Linked DNA regions of Homo sapiens: region 1 is linked to region 2. Evidence: read pairs that join two places in POLR2A ChIA-PET (ENCODE). Cell type or tissue: CD4-positive, alpha-beta T cell. All regions are shown on one strand. Each heading gives the region's core, and the rest is flanking DNA. Links, peaks and the distances in the headings are about the cores only. Region 1 has its middle 11 kb from the start of C5orf67. Region 2 has its middle 81 kb from the start of C5orf67.

Region 1 (4,394 bases), core at 67-4,066, 70 kb before region 2:
ACATTGGGACCAACCTGTAGATATTTCAAAAGCACTAATTATTGGTACAGCTGGCACAGGAAGACTAAACCAACTGCACTTATCTGTAATGATTTTTTTTTTAATGCTACCAACGCATTTCACACGTGCTAAAAACTCCAGGCTAAATTGGTTGCAAGACATAAGACCATCAGGGCATTCAAAGAAATAGTCTCTGCAATTATCACTAATTAATCAGCCCTAACAGTTGGAAGCCAGTTGGAGAGGTTTACGCTTGAATGTAAATGAGGAAGGAAGGACCTGCTGGAATGAGATGGTGTGGCATATTTGTTTTGTTTTGACTTCTTTCCAGACATATTTCAGTTTACATAAATATTTGAAGGTTGGATCAGACAGGATTTACAGCACAATGGTATCAGGAATGTCTTTATAAAAACTTTGATATGGTCTAAATTAGGTTTCAAGAAGGAAGGGCAGCCGTGGGAGCAGGAGCCTTTTTCAGTATTTAACTTTATGTCCTGACCAGTGCCTAACACCACTTCATAAATCACAGGTACCTTGGACTTAGAATGCACAAGCCCTGTTTCCATGGCCTCGATTTCAGCAGGGACAGATACTGCCTGGAGAGAGAGCTTGCCAACCTTCTGTTTTAAGCACTGCATGTGTGACCTTTGGTTGACCTTAGGTTCTGGGATTTGAGGGTTAAAGTTGTCTTTTGGCACTGGAGCCTGATTTTTTTTTTTTCTCCAAAAGTGTTTAGAGAAATAAGAGAGCGCCCCACCCTCTGCAGCAGGGCAAGCTGTTTCCTGTAGAAGCAAGAGTTAGTGGCTATCCCAGTTATTCCTTGTAAAAAATACTTCTTCAGGAGAAAAACTCTTTCTCAAGGGGTCTGTTTCTGTTTCTCTTTCAATGCCTAACTCTCCAAGGAGTTTACTTAGAATTAGCATGGTCTTTGCATAAAGGCGGACAAAGCAAAGGCGATGCTGTTTGTTTTCAAGGTGAGAATTAGACCAAAACAAGAATCTGACAGGTTGAACCAAATGAAAAGCCCTCACTTCTCTGAACATGAATTTTCTTTGCACAGATTGTTTTTTCCTGAAGGCAGATCACTGAGGGGCAGGTGGATTATAGGAACCTAAACTACATAATCGTCTCTAATAAATGAACATTTTTACCGCACCAACGGTTGATTAGGGATATACCACGAAACATACTAGCCTATTTCTGAGTGAAGCAGGAAAGCTTTCATAGAGAGGTTTTATTGTTTACATTCAATGAAAGGAAAAGTCTGACTTGAAGTAGTCAGATATAATCTCTCTCTGAATTAAAAGGGTTCTATTGTACTAAGATGCTGGTGCTGTTAGCAAAGGTGAATCCAGGATTTTTGCCCAGGCACAGAATGCCTTTATACAAGCGAGCTATACATGTGGCCACAAACAGACAAACTTGCCTGGTTATTGGCAGCCATTCTCAGTGTAAGAAGAGTTTATTTTCCTTTAGGAGCCCACAGTTGAACAATGTTCTGGTGCCCTAGCTGTTTCATAACTTTCCATGTAATTAAGCAGTTGGCATGACCTTCTGTAGCAAGATAATAATAGGAATTAGCAAAGGCGGGGCTTGTACACAAGGACACTTTGGACTACTCAAGCTCACAAATAAAAGCTTTCAAATAAATGCAAAACTGTCTTTCAAATTCAAAGAGCTTTCCTAGTGAAGTGACACTCCCCCAACACACACACACACAAACACACACACACACACACACACACACTGCAAGCAAACATGACAAAATTTCCTGTAACTTGAGAACTGCAAGGGACAATTCAAAAAGGTGGGAGGAAGCAGACCTGGTCATCATTTTTCAAAAGCCACCTTCACTGTCTAGATGAACTTAAGGATGAATATCAAAGCTAGTCATTTGAAAAAAGAAAAAAAAGTCACTACAGATTTCTAGGAGTAAGCTGGTTTTGAAAAAGAAATTATGATTTAAAGAAAAATAATAAAACCATGAGCAGAGCAGAGCACAAATTACACGGCCACTGAACACCAAGTGGTTTCAAACCAAGATCCAGTAGAACAGATGTGCACCTTTCCTGGGACAGAAATCTGAGCACTTTTGTCCAGGATAGTTCAATAAGCAGGCAACAGATATGTGGGTGTGGTAGATAGCTTCCAAAGATGGCTGCCATCAATGCCTGCACTTCCTAGACACATGGGCTGCTTCCCCCATCAAGATGGGAATCTAATTCCATCTGGAAATCTGAGCTATCCTTGGCGCCTAGCTGGACAACAAATATGGCAGAAATGGGGCTGCATAACTTTTGAGGCTAGTTACTAGGGCTGTGCAGTTTCCCCCGGATCTGTTGGAATACTCACTGTTAGGATGGACCCAGCATCTCACTGTGAGAAGCTCAAAACTCATGAGAAGCCACACATAGGCACTCTGGTCAACAGCCTCATCTGGGCTGTCAACCATCGGCCATCAGGAGCTGCTGACCATGCCAGTCAGCCATATTGGTTGTGCAGCCCCAGCCAACACCTGCCTGCAACTTCATGAAAGATGCCAAGCAAGAATTGTCCAGCTGAGGCCCATTAATTCACAGAACCACGAGACATAATAAATTTGTGCATATATATGAAGTGGGTATGAAATTACTTTGCTCATTTTTTCCTTATTGACTTATAAGAGCTTTTTGTAAGTGAGGGATAGTAACTCTTTGCCTAACATTTTAATACTGTTACCAAATGAAAGGTCTTGACTGTAAGTTGTCCAGGTTTTTGGCTTGTTGAACAGAGTTGAACAAAACACACAAACAAAGCAACAAAAGAAAAAAGTAACAAAAGCACAGATTTATTGAAGCAAAAGTACACTCCACAGAGTGTGAGCAGGCTCTAGCAAGCGGCTCAAGAGCCACCCCCACCCCATTGCAATGTTCTTTAGGGTTTTTATTAAGCTAAAACAAAAAACTTGGTAACACCCGTAGGTGCCCTTTACAGGCCTCCAATTGGTTACACCCTATGAAGGATTGCCCTACGACCAGTCCGAGGCTGAAGTGGAGACTTCTGTCTTGTTGTCACAGGAGTGAATATGTGGCCTGTTTACTGCCTAATCTTGCCTAGAACTGGCTGCACCTGCTGTTCCCTTGCTTATGCCTTAACCCCTGGTTACCCTAATTCCCTATTCTTCTATCTCAATACCATACATTTTCTCAATTTTGCCATTTGCCTTTTCTCTGGTTATAGAATTATTGTGTTTTTGTGTCTGATGTAGTCAATTATTCAATTATTTGCTGCTATGGCTTTTGCTTTCATAGGCCTGCCCCATATCAAATTGAAATCCATTTCTCTGATTATTTATGTGTGAATTTAACATATGTTTATTGAACACCTACTCTGTGCCAGGCACTCTCCACTTTGCTAGTGAATAAGATAAAATAAGGGGCTGGGTGTAATGCCTCGTATGGGTAATCCCAGCGACTCAGGAGGCGTAGGCAGGAGGATTGCTTGAGGCCCAGGAGTTTGAGACCAGCATGGGCTAAATAGTGAGACTCTGTCTCTGCAAAAATGAAAAAAAAAAATTAGCCGGCCATGGTGGTATGTACCTGTAGCCCTAGCTACTTAAGAGACTGAGGCATGAGGATTGCTGGAGCCCAGGAGTTGGAGGCTACAGTAAGCTGTGATCACACCACTGCACTCCAGCCTGGGCTACAGGGAGAGATCCTGTCTCAAAACACAAAAACAAGAATAGTACCATACCTTCATTGAGCTCATAGTCTTCTAGGGGGTTAGAATGGGGTGGATTTGAACACAGAACTGCTATGAAGAATGTTATCTGTAGTAATGGGGAATATATAGGCTGCTTGGAAGCCCACAGCAGGAGCATTTATGGACTTCCAGGGACGTCAAAGAAAACTTCCTGTAGGAAGTGACATTTAAGCTGCATTCTGAGTCTTATATTTATGGCTTCATTCTACATTTAAATCAGGAGTTAATTTAAGTTCAAGCAGCAATGTACCTAGTAAATGTGATCAAAATAAGAGCTATCATTGCTTTTACATGTTGGATTTCTATATGTGCTTGGGTCTGTTTCTGGGCTTTGCATCCTATTTTTTTAAAAGCTGCCTCTTTTTGGCTCCTATGTGTTCTCTTTATAATTATTGTCTTAATTTTGTATTTGAGCCAACATATAAAATCATTTGCTTTGCTTTTATTAATACTTTTTACACTAAATTAATTTTCTTGATGTACACCTGTACTTTTGTCAGTTTATTACAATAAAATCACTTTTCACCATATTTATTATAGTTTTCCATTTAACTTCTTAAAATACTTAAAAATTGTATGTACTAAAAGTACATACAGTATATTTTCACTACTTAATGAAAAATAAAAAATGACACCCATGTCCCTCACAC
Region 2 (4,394 bases), core at 310-4,309:
ATGTGTTTAGAGATTCTGTAAGGTGAAAAAGCAATCTGCCAGTGCATTAATTTGGAGAAACTATGTATTTCTATTTTAAAACTGGAAAATTGCTTTTTAAAATTTGTCATTTCTCCAAATATTTTATTTTTCACTATGCTAAGTGATCCAAATGCATTGTACATTCCCTATGCTGTAGGTACAATTATTGTGCCCTCTAACCACTATAGATGCACAATAAACTCAGAGTAATAAATTAACATTCAAGACAAATCATTAAATTCATGTTCACAATTCCCCCCATAAAGAAAGACTGTAAGCATCTCTTTAAAGGTATGTGACAGTAAGGTTATTTTGGCTTAAGACCAATTTTCAGTGCACAGATCAAGAATGTTACTTATTCTTTTATTTGTTTGTGTTTTAATTGTGGTGAAATATACATAGAATTAATCATGTTAGCCATTTTCACTGTTCAGTTCAATAGTGTTAAGTATATTTGCACTGTTGTACAATGAGTCTCCAGAACCTTTTCATCTTGCAAAACTAAAATTTTCTATCCATTAAACAACTCCTTGTTTCTCCCTTCCCCAGCCCTTGGCAGCCACCTTCTACCTTCTATTTTTATGACTTCACATACTCTAGATATCTCATAGAAGTGAAGTCATACAGTATTTGTCCTTCTGTGACTGGCTTGTTTCACTTAGCATAATGTCCTTGAAGTTCATCCATGTAGTAACTTCCTTTTTAAGGCTGAATAGTATTCTACTCATGCAAATACCACATTTTGTCTATTCATTCATCCATCCGTATACACTTTGTGTGGCTTCTACTTCTTGACTATTGTGAATAGCTCTGCTATGAACATGGGTGCACCAGCAAGTTGCTGTTAATGAAAATGATTCATTCTGTAGTGTTCCTTCCAGCTCACAGTCTTACATTCCTGTTATCAAGAAAAGCTAACTTAAAGTCCTTCTTACTCAGTTATCCACATTTGGAATTAGCTTAACCTGTTGGCCTAACAGTCATGACCCAGTGTAACCACTCATGTCTCAGCACAGATGACAAAACGCAACTTGGCTAGGAGGAAATAGGCTCAGTGGAGGGCTGGCCTTGGAGAACTCATCTTAACAAAGTGGAGACAAAGTTATTTTGGGAGGTCATGTAAGCAGAGTGATTATCATCATGGGGTCTGGGATCAAAATCCCAGCTCCAGCCTTCACTAGCTGTGTGACCTTGAGAAAGTTACTTAACCTCCCTAAACCTCAGTTCCTAATCTCTAAACAGAGGCAGTGATCATAATAGTATGGACATCTAGGAACATGGTGAGGAGTAAATAAAATAATCCATGTTAAGAATTTAGTGTCTGGCATACAGTAAGCGCCCAACAACTGTTAGCCCATATTCTGTAGTTACAGGTCACTGTTCCAAACCCCTCAATTTACAGAGGAGGCTCAGCAAGTTGAAGGAACATTTACTCCTGCCTTCACACGTAGCCATATGCATATGCAGACACAAAGCCACAGAGCTCCGTGTGTGCAAAGACCCCCTGTTTGATTTTAAAACCCTTGTGATCAGGGCTTTACTATCTAGCTATGAAAGTTTGGTTTATCTCAAAACTTTGATTTAAAAAACACGTCAATTAACCTAAGTTTGACCCTGAGAGCCCACAGGCTTAAAAACAAAAGCTAAAAAACAGGAACTGAAAAAGTTAAAAAAAAAAAAAATGTGAGCAAAACTAAGTAAACAGCATGCACACTTTTCTACTTTTCTGCTAAGAAAATCCTTAACTTTGTATTTCTTGAATCCTGTTTAAAATATATTTGGCTTTCTTTTGCATCAAATGTGGACCATCATAACCATCATCCAAAGACCACTGCACTTTAAATAATGATCCACGCTTTTACTTGGCCTTTCACAGGCTGGAACCAATTACCAAATTTCTCTCCCCACCCCCCCACCCCCACCCACCAGCACATTTCTGCCTTTGCAGCTCTGATTACTAGAGTTGAACACATTTGAGCAGTTCATTAGACAACAGTCCAAAGCTTCAGGGCAACTTGGGGGCCACATTCACATAGAATTCAGAGTTTGCAGCCTGCCAGCCAAGCACGCTCCCTCATGCATGCTGCTGCTGAGCAACTCCCAGTCCCATAGAACAGCCTCCCAGCTACAGTGTCCTCTCTAAATCTCTGGCTCATGGTACCTTTCAAGTACATGGTGAGCTTCCTCTAGCATTCTGGGACACTTTAAGGAATCTACCTGGCTCTTTTTCATTTTTAAATTTTTAAAAAATTATTATGTATTATTATTATTGTTATTTTTTAAGCCAGGGTCTCACTCTGTCATCCAGGCTGGGGTGCAGTGACAGGATCACAGCTCATTGCAGCCTCAAACTTCTGGGTTCAAGCAATCCTCCTGCCTTAGCCTCCCAAAGTATTGGGATTATAGGCATGAGCCACTGAGCCTAGCCTTCTTTTTTTTGATCAGATTTACATTCCTCAATATTCAAGGTTCACAATGCAAAGCAACATTAACGATTTATTTTCTTCTCAGGTTTTGTGTGTGTGTGTGCACACGCATGTGTGTGTAATTTTATTTTATTTTCTAGCTGGAAAGAGGCTGTTTCTCTTGGGGCTAGTCAATTCTTAGAGATGGCAAAGGGCTCAGCCTTTCATATGAAAATGAGCCAATCCAGCCTTTCATAAGAAAACTACCCAGTCTTGCCTGTGCACCCAAGGAGGCAATATTCCTCTGCCTTAATTAACCCAGGGCCAGGTATCAGGCAACTAGGGGCCACCCCTCTATCTTAGAGGCTGCCCCAAATAATTCAAACTAGCCAATCCTAAACTGTCTACCCTGCCCTGCCTTTCTCATGAAAACCCCATTTATTGGGGGCACTGGCCAAATCTTCCCCCAGTTCCTATCTTCTGCTTCCTACCACCCTGGTGTTTTTCCATGTGCCCCTGCATGGCACGACCATGCCTCCTGTCACGAGGACCTGTGAGCATAAACTTTGTTTTGCTGAGCTTCTCCTCTGTCTCCTTTTGTGGCCACAGCTAACTAAGCATCTCATAAAAAAGTGCAAAATATCAGGTCACCCTGCCTTGCTCCTGTTCCTGCCCAAGAACCACCCAGCACATGAGGGGTTAGCAACACAGGCTGGGCATTAAAATCACCTGATTTTTGCACTTTTCTATGCACATTTCTATAAAACTATGGATGTCTAGATATCACTCCAGGCCATCTGAAGCTGCACTTCTGAGGATGCCTCGCAGGGCTCAGCTGTTCCTAGGAACTACTCAGGTGATTGTGATGAATGGCGAGGGCTAAGAACCTCTGCCCAACCAAAACAGGATGTCAGTGTACAGCCCCAGGCCCCACACTCCAAGGGCAGGCCATGTGCAAGATGAATTGCTGCAGAATCCTTCAAGGCATACCAAAAATTCCCATAAGGAGTGACCCCAATTCACCGTTAAAGGGGAAAATGTCCTTCCTCAGCTCATCTAGAAATAAAATCTACAGGACTCATTTCTACTTGGGGTCACTGAAGGCCTGATCCTACACTCCAGCCAACATCACACCCTGAGTGCACATCTTATCTGGCTGAACACTGCTTCCAGCCTGTCCTCATGAGTACACCCACATAACTCCAGTTCACTGCAGATTAAGTCAGAGAGAACCTTGCTATGGTTGGAGCTCTGCAGGAGAGCTCAGGGACTACCAGCAGAGTTCTCTCTAAGCAGCAGGACCAGTCCATGTCAGATGACCATGACCCAGGGAGCAGGCAGACCCCTGAGCATCATCAGCAAAAGATGAGGGAGGCAGACAATGTAGAAGGTATTCAATGGCTGGACTAAAAGCAGCACATACAGGAGGATCATCCCAGTGTAATCAGGGCTGCAAAGAATTAGGGCAGAGATTGAATGTTGAAGCCGGTGCAGGGGGGAAAGACACTGACCAGAGCACTGGGCTCTGGGGGTAAAATGCCTGGATTAAACCCTGGCTCTGACCCATAATTTGTGGCAAGCAAGAAAACAAAAACTCTGTAAGCCTCAGTTTTCTTATCTATCAACTGGGAATAATTGCTTTACTCATAGGGTTATTATGAGGAACAGATGAGATAGTGAGGTTGAGTGCCAGCACAGTAGCCAGTACTCAATCAAATATAACTGTAAAACAAAGGGGCAGTTCCTAAGGCCCAAAATGGAGTTTTAGTCAAAAGGAAATAAGGCAAAAGGCCAGTTACAAGATGGAGCAGGCCCTGCAGTGGAGTTGAAAACCCAGGTCACCATGATGACTGTGGACTATAACTTTGGGTTCCAGTTTCTTTGCAAAAACAAGATTGTCCCCCAAGTCCTAGACAAATTGGGCAGCCGTGGCCTTAGCTACAAAGGTTAGAAAGAGCCAAGCAACCA

The links. ChIA-PET counts read pairs that join two places held together with the same protein. Peaks named below come from ENCODE experiments on the same cell type or tissue, not always from the same donor. Only the 100,000 strongest peaks of a DNase experiment are listed, where the experiment ranks them.
Region 1: POLR2A ChIA-PET joins it to region 2 with 22 read pairs; 8 of 35 experiments call an interaction of 5 or more read pairs at or near these places.

What each region holds. Positions count from the first base shown.
Region 1 is chr5:56,615,330-56,619,723 of GRCh38, forward strand. No RefSeq gene overlaps it. Among named protein-coding and RNA genes, the nearest start is that of C5orf67, 11 kb to the left of the region's middle. In CD4-positive, alpha-beta T cell, for the core only: no CTCF peak of the experiment used is centred there; no DNase peak of the experiment used is centred there; H3K27ac peaks cover 1,163 bases.
Region 2 is chr5:56,684,978-56,689,371 of GRCh38, forward strand. No RefSeq gene overlaps it. Among named protein-coding and RNA genes, the nearest start is that of C5orf67, 81 kb to the left of the region's middle. RefSeq lists an enhancer at 1,631-1,780. In CD4-positive, alpha-beta T cell, for the core only: no CTCF peak of the experiment used is centred there; no DNase peak of the experiment used is centred there; H3K27ac peaks cover 2,419 bases.